2 separate regions of the Homo sapiens genome follow, and region 2 is linked to region 1. A link is an interaction called in ENCODE POLR2A ChIA-PET data of the cell type or tissue named here. Cell type or tissue: K562. All regions are shown on one strand. Links, peaks and the distances in the headings refer to the core of each region. The heading gives the core; the rest is flanking DNA.

The links. Peaks named below come from ENCODE experiments on the same cell type or tissue, not always from the same donor. Only the 100,000 strongest peaks of a DNase experiment are listed, where the experiment ranks them.
Region 2: POLR2A ChIA-PET joins it to region 1 with 6 read pairs; 3 of 35 experiments call an interaction of 5 or more read pairs at or near these places.

What each region holds. Positions count from the first base shown.
Region 1 is chr7:77,707,847-77,713,227 of GRCh38, reverse strand. The region is part of intron 1 of RSBN1L (round spermatid basic protein 1 like); the gene reads right to left. Among named protein-coding and RNA genes, the nearest start is that of RSBN1L, 14 kb to the right of the region's middle. In K562, for the core only: no CTCF peak of the experiment used is centred there; a DNase peak (open chromatin) is centred at 2,217.
Region 2 is chr7:77,853,548-77,858,928 of GRCh38, reverse strand. The region is part of intron 2 of PHTF2 (putative homeodomain transcription factor 2); the gene reads right to left. Among named protein-coding and RNA genes, the nearest start is that of PHTF2, 57 kb to the right of the region's middle. In K562, for the core only: no CTCF peak of the experiment used is centred there; a DNase peak (open chromatin) is centred at 3,088.

The DNA.
Region 1 (5,381 bases), core at 120-5,119:
AGAAAAAAATTGCAACAGTAAAGGGCTAATATTCTAATATACAAAGTTTCACAAATCAATTTTTAAAAAAAGAAAAGGATAAGTCCCTTAGACTTGGCAAAGCACATGAACATATAAGTGAAATGTGAAAAAATGTTTAATCTTAATCATTAATAAATGCAAATAATAAAATCTTCAACAATCAAAACATGGAAGATTTTGAAATCTGAGAAAACTTAGCATTGGAAAGAATGTAAAAAATGGACAGTCTCATATATAATGCAAGTGAGACAGCAAATTGTTTATCTTTCACGAAAGCATTATTTATCAAAATTTAAAGTGTATGTATCTTTAACTTTCCCCTTACCCCCTATAATTCAACTTTTAGAACTTTATCCTAAGTTTTAAGTGAATAAACGCCTACACATTGTTTTATTTTAGCATCATTTACAACAGAAAAAAGAATCTAATGTCCCACAATACAGTATCAGTTAAATATATTATGGTTTATACATATAATGCAAACATGAATACTAGGTAAGCAATTAAAATTGATAATATAGTTCTACACATATTGACATGGAACAGTATTTCTAATATACTGCTAAATGAAAAAAGCAGGTTGCAGAACACATAAACAATGTTGTGTGCATTAAAAAATCACATATGTGGCCAGGCACAGTGGCTCACGCCTGTAATCTCAGGACTTTGGGAGGCTGAGGAGGGTGGATCACCTGAGGTCAGGAGTTTAAGACCAGCCTGGCCAACATCGTGAAACCCGTCTCCACAAATATACAAAAATTAGCCAGTCATGATGGCACGTGTCTATAATTCCAGCTACTCAGGAGGCAGAGGCAGGAAAATGGCTTGAACCTGGAGTGGAGGTTGCAGTGAGCCGAGACTGCACCACTGCACTCCAGCCTGGATAACAGAGCGAAACTCCGTCTCAAAAAAAAAAAAATCATGTATGTATATATAAGATTTGTACACATATAAAAAAGCATATGCATAAAAAATTATATACATGTATATACTAAGTGAAAATAATACACTAAGTGAAAATGTAATCATTAAAACAACAGTATTTCAGATGCTTTTCTTCCTAAAATTTGAATTATTTTTACAATGAACATATATTATTATAATTAGAAAATTTAATTAGGCAATTTTTATTATGATTACAAAAAAAACATACAATTATAAAATGTCAAACGAGCTTACAAAGAACTTTCAGTATTTGGTTCAAACCTCTTATTTTACAGATGAAGACCCTTACCCTCACACAGGTTTTACTCCTTTCCTTCAGATCACAAATGGGTGGTAGGGCAAGAATTTGCTCCTAAGGCCTCCTGATTCTCAGTCCTATGGTTTTTCCATTGTATATTACACAACATGTATGTTTTCACTCATAATTCTATATATATGGAAATATGCACAACAGGTAAAATTTTACTAAAAATTTACACTGTACTTAAACATGGTTACTTCTGAACACAGAACAATTACTCAAAATGCCACTATTCTAAAATAAGAAAAAGTATTCCCTCCTTTACTTCTATTTATTCATTCCCAAACTGTTGTTGGTTAACACAGCTTTAACAATACAGGCTGGGCACTTTGGCTCACACTTGTAATCCTAGTACTTTCAGAGGCTAAGACAGGAGGATTGCCGGAACGCAGGAGTTCAAGACCAGCCTGAGCAACACAGCAAGAAGCCATATCTATGAAAAACTTTTTTTAAATCAGCCAGGTGTAGTGGTGCTCACCTGTAGTCCTAGCTACTCAGGAGGCTGGGGCAAGGGGACCGCATGAGCCCAGGAGTTCGACGTTACAGTGGGCTATAATCAAGCCACTGCACTCCGGCCTGGGTGACAGCAAGACTATGTGCCAAAGAATAAAAATGGTAAAAAAAAAAAAAAAAAAAAATTAATATGCAAAATATCTTTTTTATACAATGTAGTGCTAAGTTTCAACTATGTGCAGTTAGAGTATACAAAATGGCAATTCTGATAACTCAATTTGTCAAATATAATTTGGTTATTATTTACCCACAGTTTATTTCCTTTCCACTTGACAATTTGCCTGTTGTCTATGAGCTGCTGGTCAACTTCTTATCCCATTATCACCCTTCTGCTGTTTTCAGTTTGAAATACCAGCCAATTGTTTTTCTAAATGATAATCGGGCATCTCTTCTGAGCAGGCAAAAAGGGCTGAAATATACTGCAAGTCATTCAGTTCCCAAATATGTATCCAGAAGTTGAAGGTCTGATCCAAAAGAAGATAATCACAGACCCAGCTTTCACAGAACTTGCAGTCTAGCAAAGATGACAAACGAGTTACTAAAATGAAGGAAAGAAGGCTGGGCACGGTGGCTTAAGCCTGTATAGCACTTTGGGAGGCTGAGGCGGGCGTATCACTTGAGGTCAGGAGTTTGAGACCAACCAGGCCAACATGGTGGAACTCCATCTCTACTAAAAATACAAAAATTAGCCAGGCATGATGGCAGGCGCCTGTAATCCCAGCTACTCGGGAGGCTGAGGCAGGAGAATCACCTGAATCCAGGAGGCAGAGTTTACGGTGAGCCAAGATCGCGCCACTACACTCCAACCTGAGCAACAGAGCGAGACTCTATCTCAAAAAAAACAAAAAACAAACAAGAAAATGAAGCAAAGAAAGTCAGGATAAGAGAAGAACAAAGTGAAGGGAACCTAACCTAGTCATAGAGGAGCACAGGCCTCCCTCTCAAGTTGAGACCTAGAGAGATGAGCAGACATTAGCTAGGTGTAGTAAAAGTGTGGAGCTGGGGATGGAAAGAAAACGGGTAGAGAAAGTTCTAGGCGGCGAGGAGCACTGAGGAGAACCTGAAGAACAAAACAAGAATATGATCATCCAGAGCTGTGGAAGACATTTCAAGGAATCTGAACTTCATCCCATAAACAGAAAAGTGAGATGATTAGACATGCATTTAGATGAGATACAGGGTTCAGGGTGGTATGTCTGTAGACTATATGCATTTAGATATCTGGTTATCACTCTGACTATATAGCATGAAGAATGAAGTGAAAGCACATGGATCTGAAATAGGGAGCCCACTAAGGAGGCAACTGTGCAATAATCCTGGCAAGAGATAATGGTAATTTGAACTAAAACTAGTAGAAAAGACAGAGCAAAAGTGGAAAGATATGAAAGACAGTGAGTGGTAACAAGATTTGGCCACAAGTTCAATGAGAGCAGAGGGTACAAATCCAGTTTCCAAGACGGAGCCACTAGGTATATGGTACTGAGACAAGGAACATACATAGCAAGACAAATCTGGATAAAGAAGACTAAAAGTTTTGAACACGTTAATTTTACAGTTTAAAAAATATCTAAGGACATATTAAATGTCAAGGAGGCAATTTATATAGATTTAAAAATGGACTAAGTTAAAATTTGAGGAGTGCTAACAATGGACACTAGAAAAATACCAGGGCAATTAGCAAAAGCCAGAAAGAAGAGTACAAAGGGCCCAAAACCAAACCAAATGCTGAAACTTAGTGGCAGAAGACAAATAAGGAAAATTAGGGGGTGGGGCTGGAAGACTCTGAACAGTTAATTGCTTACCTAGGAACTAAGAAGGATTCTAGATTATTTGCTCCTCATAAAAAAAAGTAACTATTGGTGGGGAACGGTGGCTCACGCTTGTAATCCCAGCACTTTGGGAGGCCAAGGTGGGTGGATCACCTGAGGTCAGGAGTTTGAGACCAGCCTGGCCATTATGGTGAAACCCCAGCTCTACTAAAAATACAAAAATTAGCCAGGCGTAGTGGTGGGTGCCTGTAATTCCAGCTAATTGGGAGGCTGAGGCAGGAGAATCACTTGAACCCAGGAGGTGGCGGTTGCAGTGAGCCAAGATTGTGCCACTGCACTCCAGCCTGGGTGACACAGGAAGACTCTGTCTCAAAAAAAAAGAAAAGAAAAAAATAACTACTGCTATCTGCCACTGTAAGGAGAGTTCTAAAAGGGTCCCCTCCACACAGGCAGGCAGACACACATACACATACACATACATACACACACACACACACACACACACACACACACACACACACACACAAACAGAATCCCTTCTATGTCGAGCAGTTATTTTTAACCCTTACCACTGACTCACCACTAATTTTGAGTTCTATCTGATAACAAAACTCTAATATAAGGTACCTGCCTACATTTCAAACTCAGTTCTGTGGGCCAACTCTCAATTCTTCAGTGATATGCTTATTCTCTTCATCTGAAGCCATGAAAATATCTATGAATCCTTCTTTCTTGCTACATATTCAATAATCAAGATGCTTTATCATATATTTCTCTCTAGGTTTTCCTTGCCATGTCCAAGTATACCAATCATTTTATCAGTAAAATCACTTCATTTAACTAATACAGTAGTCTTCAATATCTGTCTCCAATTCTTCCCTCAGCCAATCCATCCTACACAATGCCAAAGTTATGACTGCTAAAATACCAATTTGAATATATTATCACCCTCCTAAAAAACCATGTCTTGCTGTTGCCCACAAAATAGTCTGAACTCGGCTGGGCGCGGTGGCTCACGCCTGTAATCCCAGCACTTTGGAAGGTCGAGGCGGGTGGATCACAAGGTCAGGAGATCGAGACCATCCTGGCTAACACCGTGAAACCCCGTCTCTACTAAAAATACAAAAAAATGAGCCAGGCGCGGTGGCGGACGCCTGTAGTCCCAGCTACTCCGGAGGCTGAGGCAGGAGAATGGCATGAACCCAGGAGGCGGAGCTTGCAGTGAGCCGAGATCATGCCACTGCACTCCAGCCTGGGTGACAGAGCGAGACTTATCTCAAAAAAAAAAAAAAATAGTCTCATCCTGGCAAAAGGAAGGCACACTGTGGCCAACTTTCAACTGCCATGCCATCTTAACTTCCAATTCCGTACAAAAGCATCAATCTTAGCCAGTGGTTCTCTTCACACACCACCGAACACACCACGCACCCTCCTGCCTCTACAATCTTATTCACACCATCCCACCCCCTACCCCAAACAAGCCTGTCTCCATCATCTCCATTTACCTAAATTCTACTCTTCCTCCAAAACCCAGTTCATTCATTTGGTAGTCTCACAACGCAAAGTACGATTCTGGATGAAGGTGACTTAAAAACAAATTTAACAAAGTTTGCAAGGTATTTGAGAACTGGGGCTCTGAAATCAGACTATCTAAAGATCTGAAACCTAGATTTACAACTTATTTTATATTTAAATTTTCTGAACTTCCATACAGTATTTATGAAAGGCTAATATCTAATTAAACTTTAAAGGACTTGTGAAAATTATATAAAACCACAGTATATGTAAAGTGCTGAGTACAGGTCTATACATTTTAGCTATTATTATTATTG
Region 2 (5,381 bases), core at 246-5,245, 150 kb before region 1:
AAAATAAACTTCTATTGTTTTAAGTCACCCAGTTTGTGGTCATTTGTTATGAAAGACATAGAAAACCAATATAACTTCTTATATCTTGTTATAACCACTGAGTTAATTTATTTCATTATCACAATAAATTAAACCATGAGACTATATACAGAAGCACTCTTGGGAAAAATGCTATTTAAATGTATGGTGGTACTCTAACATCATCATCATTCCTGTCATTGTTAAATCAACACATATGTATCTGTAATACTAACCCTATCTTTAAAAAAAAAAAAAAAAGTGTATACTTCTCCAAAGACAGAGACATCAGAGGTCACCTAAAAACAAACAAACAAACAAAAAAAACCTCTCAAATTAAACAAATGAGTTACATCAAAGTCTCTTCGGTCTGTTTCTCAAAGAAACTTTAGGACAGGAAGACCAGTGGCCTAAAAGTCAGCAGACCTTAGTTTTGGTTTTAATCACTAATTCATGATCAAGTTATTAACTTCTAAGGGTGTCCGATTTCTTGCCTATAAAGCAAAAAGTTTAACAGGAACTAGATAACCTCTAAAGTCAAACCCTCAACTATCACATAGTATAGTTTCTTTTTTCCTTGTAAACAAATAAAACTAAAACCCAAATTATTTAGGCTACAGATACCCAAACTGGAGACAGTGTGTAGGAGGAAAATTAAGAACTTCATAACCAAAATAGGGAAGAAAAATCCTAAGTGAAAAGGCAAATGTTACAGCAACTAAACTAACCTATCTATTTCTGCTAGGATAAGTCTTATTTTTGGCAAGTAAGTGACATTAAAGAGGAAGAGATGGAAAACATGATCAGTGACTGAAGCAAGCAAAATTGAGGTTTATAAGTGCTATTTAATCATGATTTTGCTGTATGCATGTTAGACAACAAACACCAACTAAATACCCACTTTTCTACCTTTGGATATTAGAAGTCTAGTATTTCAGATTTTTCATTTACAAGAAATTTTAAGCCTCATGAGAATTTTTTTAATCCATGAAATAAAGTACTCTGATAAGTTTAAGGAATATAAAGCAATAACTCTGGGTTGACAGCTGACCCATGTAACAATAATTAATCCTTAAATAAATATAAAAGACAGTGTTATCCCTTTATATACATGAACAAAGTGGAATTCAGAGAAATTAGGCAACTTATCCAAAGTTATACAGACTCTCAAGAACAAGGATTCAAATCTCTGCTTTCTAAAACCCAAAACCTGTGTTCTTGTTAACTACTAAGATACACTGCCTCATATGGTGGTTACCATCAGATGGTTGTGACGGAAGGTTTTTGATCTGAGCCATATTTTACACAGGTGTTCAGCTGGTAAAAATTCATCAGGCTGATTTATATTTCATGTGATTTTCTGAATATATACTGTTACTTCTTTAAAAATTAATACGTGTTTGTATATACATACTCCTTCCATGTTTTAGTCAGGGCTCTTAAAAAAAATCCAATTCAAACTAGCTTCAACAAAGGGAGAATTCCTTAGCGGATAATGGCTGAACTACTCAAAGCTTGGGGCAAAGCTAATCTCAGGGTAGAGAGAATCCAAAGACCAGAGTACCATGATGGCCTGTGGTTGTCTCTTTTTCCTATTCATGACCTCTGGGGCTATCTCATTTCCTCCTTCTTTCCACAACTTTCTCCAATACAGTAACACATCTAGAGGTAGCTCCAGACTTTCATCCTTGTTAACTCCCCCATGAAAGAAGCAAGAGTCTTTCCTATCAGCTCTAATTTTTGAAAAGTTTATGAAAGGACAGCTTAGGTCACTGCGCATACCTGGACTGATCACTGTGGCCAAGGGGATGAAGAACCATCTCTGGCCTTGCCTTAACCACATACCCACCAGTTTGGCCAGATCAAAGGAAGAGTATTAGTAGCAAAAACATGGTCATTAGAGATATTCTTAAGTACTGAAAGATACTCTAATTTGTCATCTGTTATATTGCAAGTCATAAGATAATTACTATTATTATTTTTAAGAGTGATAAAGTCATCCCTCAGTATCTGTGGGGGATTAGTGCCAGGAACACTTGCAGATATCAAAATCCATGAATGCTCAAGTCCCTTATAGAAGATGGTGTAATATGTGCATATAACATATGCACATCCTCTCATATACTTTATATAATCTCTAGATTATTTATAATACCTAATACATTATAACTGTTCTGTAAATAGTTGTTATACTGTATTGTTTAGGGAATAACGGCAAGGAAAAAAAAGTCTGCACATGCTCAGTACAAACAAAACCACCCATTTTTAAAAAATACTTTTAAGCCAGGTATGGTAGCTCACACCTGTAATCCCAGGACTTCGAGCCTAGGAGTTCAAGACCAGCCTGGGGAATATAGCAAGACCCCATCTTTACAAAAAATTAAAAAATGATCTGGGTGTGGTGGTGCGTGCCTGTAGTCCCAGCTACTTGGGAGGCTGATGTGGGAGGATCATTTGAGTCCAGAAGTTCTAGGTTACAGTGAGATATGAGCACACCACTGTACTCTAGCCTGGGAGACAGAGCAAGGCACTGTCTCTAAAAATAAATAAATAAATAAGTAAAAATTTTTAAAAATTTATTTTTGATTCACAGTTGCTTGAATCCACAGATGTGGAGCCCACAGACCTGGAGGGCTGACTGTACTTCATATTTATTGACAATTTATAAACCACTTAAACATTTATTTTTATTTTTTAGAGATGAGGGTCTTGTTATGCTGCCCAACCTGGACTCAAAATGTTGGACTCAATCAATGCCTCAGCTTTGTAAGTAGCTGGGTGTGCACACTATAGGTGTGCAACATCACACCTGGTAAAAAAAACTTTCAAGAAATCATATTTAGGTTATTGGAGCAAGATGGTCAAATACAAACCTCTAGCAATCATGCTACCAGAAGAAACACCAAATTGAACAAACTACACAAGAAAGCACCTCTATAAAAACCAAAAATCAGGTGAGTAAACAAAGTACTTTGTTTTAACCCTTATCAAGGAAAGACACACTGAAAAGGGTAGGAAAGACAGTCTTGAATTGTCAACACCACCCCTCCCACATTCCCAGCAGCAGCCACGTGGTGTGGACAGAGTATATCAACGTGCTTGGGGGACAGAAAGTGTAGTGATTATGAGACTTTGCATTGGAACTCGGTGCTGCCCTGTCACAGTGGAAAGCAACATGGGGCAGAATTCAGCTGGTGCCCCTGGAGGGAGCATTTAGACCAGTCCTAGGCAGAGGGGTATCATCCAGCCAAGCAGTCAGAAACTGCGTTCCGGCTAGCCCTACCACCACAGGTTACCGCCTTCTGTGGCCCTAAATAAACTTGAAAGGCACTCTAGGCCACAAGGACTGCAATTCTTAGGCAAGTCCTGGTACTGTGCTGGGCTCAGAGCCAGTGGACTTGGCGTGCATGCAACCCAGTGAGATAGCAGCTGGGGCAGCCAAGAGAATGCTTGCACCACTCCTTCTCCAACTCCAGGGAGTGCAGCTCACAGCTCTGGGAGAGACTCCTTCCTTCCATTTGGGGAGAGGAGAGTGAAGAGTAAGGAGGACTAAGAAGACTTTGTCTTGGAACTTGGATAGCAGGTGAGCCACAACAGAATAGGGCACTGGGCAGAGTCCTGAAGTGCCCATTCGAGGCTGTAGCTCTCAGACAACACTTCTAGACACCCTGGGACAGAAGGGAACCCACTGCCTTGAAGAGAAGGACGCAGCCATGGCATGATTCATCACCTGCTGACTAAAGACCCCTTGGGTCTTGAATACACATAAGTGGTACCCAGGCGGTACTCACTGCAGGTCTTGGGTGAGACCCAGGGTCCTGCTGGCTTTGGGTGTGACCCAGCACATTCTCAGCTGTGATGGCTACAAAGAGTGATTCCTTCTGCTTAAGGAAGAGAAAGGGGGACTTCGTCTTGCAGCTTGGGCACCAGCTCAGCCACAGTAGGGTAGAACACCAGGCAGGCTCCTGGGTTCCTTGATTCCAGGCCTTGGGTCCTGGTCAGCATTTCTGGACCCAGCATGGGCCAGAGCAAAGCCTGCTGCCCTGAACAGAGAGAACAGGCCTGGCATTACTCACCAAACACTGAATGAAGAGCCCTTGGTCCTTGAGTGAACACTGGCAGTAGCCAGGCAGTACTTGCTGTGGGCCTGGGGCGGTGGTGGCCACAGAGAGAAACTCCTACATGAGCAAAGGAGAAAGAAGAGTGCAAAAAACTTTGTCTTGTGGCTTGGGTGCCAACACAACTGCAGCAGAATACAGCATGGAGTAGATTTCTAAGATTCCTGACTCCAGGCTCTGGCTCCTGGATGGCATTTCTGTACCTGCCCTGGGCTGGGGTTGGGGGGTACGGGGAGTAGGGCAGGGGAGCTTGATGCTCTGGAGGGAAGGACGCAAGCCTAGCTGGATTTACTACCTGCTGACTGAAGAGCTCTTGGGCCTTGAGTGAATGTTACTGATAGCCCAGGTAGTAGTCGCTGTAGGCCTTGGGCAAGACACAGTGCCATATTGGCTTCAGGTCTAACCTGCACAGTCCTAGTAGTGGTAGCCAAAGGGGTGCATGCATCACCCTTCCCCCAGCTCCAGGCAGCTCAGCAGACAGAGAGACTCCATTTGTTTGGTGAAAACTAAAGGAAAGGAAGAGACTCTCCCTGACAATCCAGGGAGTCTTCCCAGTTCTTACTGAAGACAACCAAAGCAGTACCTGCACAAGTTTGCAAGAGTCACAGCATTACCAAGCTTGGGTTGCCCCCTGATGCAGACATGGCTGCAGTGACCAAAGATTTAGATCACAAAACTAAATTCCCTTTGAATACTTGGAAATCCTTCCCAAGAAGGATAGGTACAAACAAACCCAGGATACAAAGAATACAATAAATACCTAACTCTTCAATGTCCAAACATCAATGAACACCCACAAACATCAAGACCATCCAGGAAAACATGACCTCACCAAATGAACTAAATAAGGCACCAGTGACCAATTCCCGAGTAACAAAGGTATGAGACCATGAAGACAGATAATTCAAAATAGCTATTTTGAGGAAGCTCAATGAAATTCAAGATAAAAGAGAGAAGGAATTTGGAATCCTATTAGAAAAATTTAACAATAAGATTGAAATAATTTTAAAATGTTAATCAAATTCTGGGGCTTCAAGATATACTGGTTGACTTTAAAAAAAAGAAAGAGAGAGAGAGAAAAAAAAATCTAGAGCTGAGTGGCCAGGCACGGTGGCTCATACCTGTAATCCCAACACTTTGGGAGGCCGAGGTAGGCGAATTGCTTGAGCTCAGAAGTTTGAGACCAGCCGGGGCAACATGTTGAAACCCTGTCTCTACTAAAATACAAAAAATTAGCTGGGCATG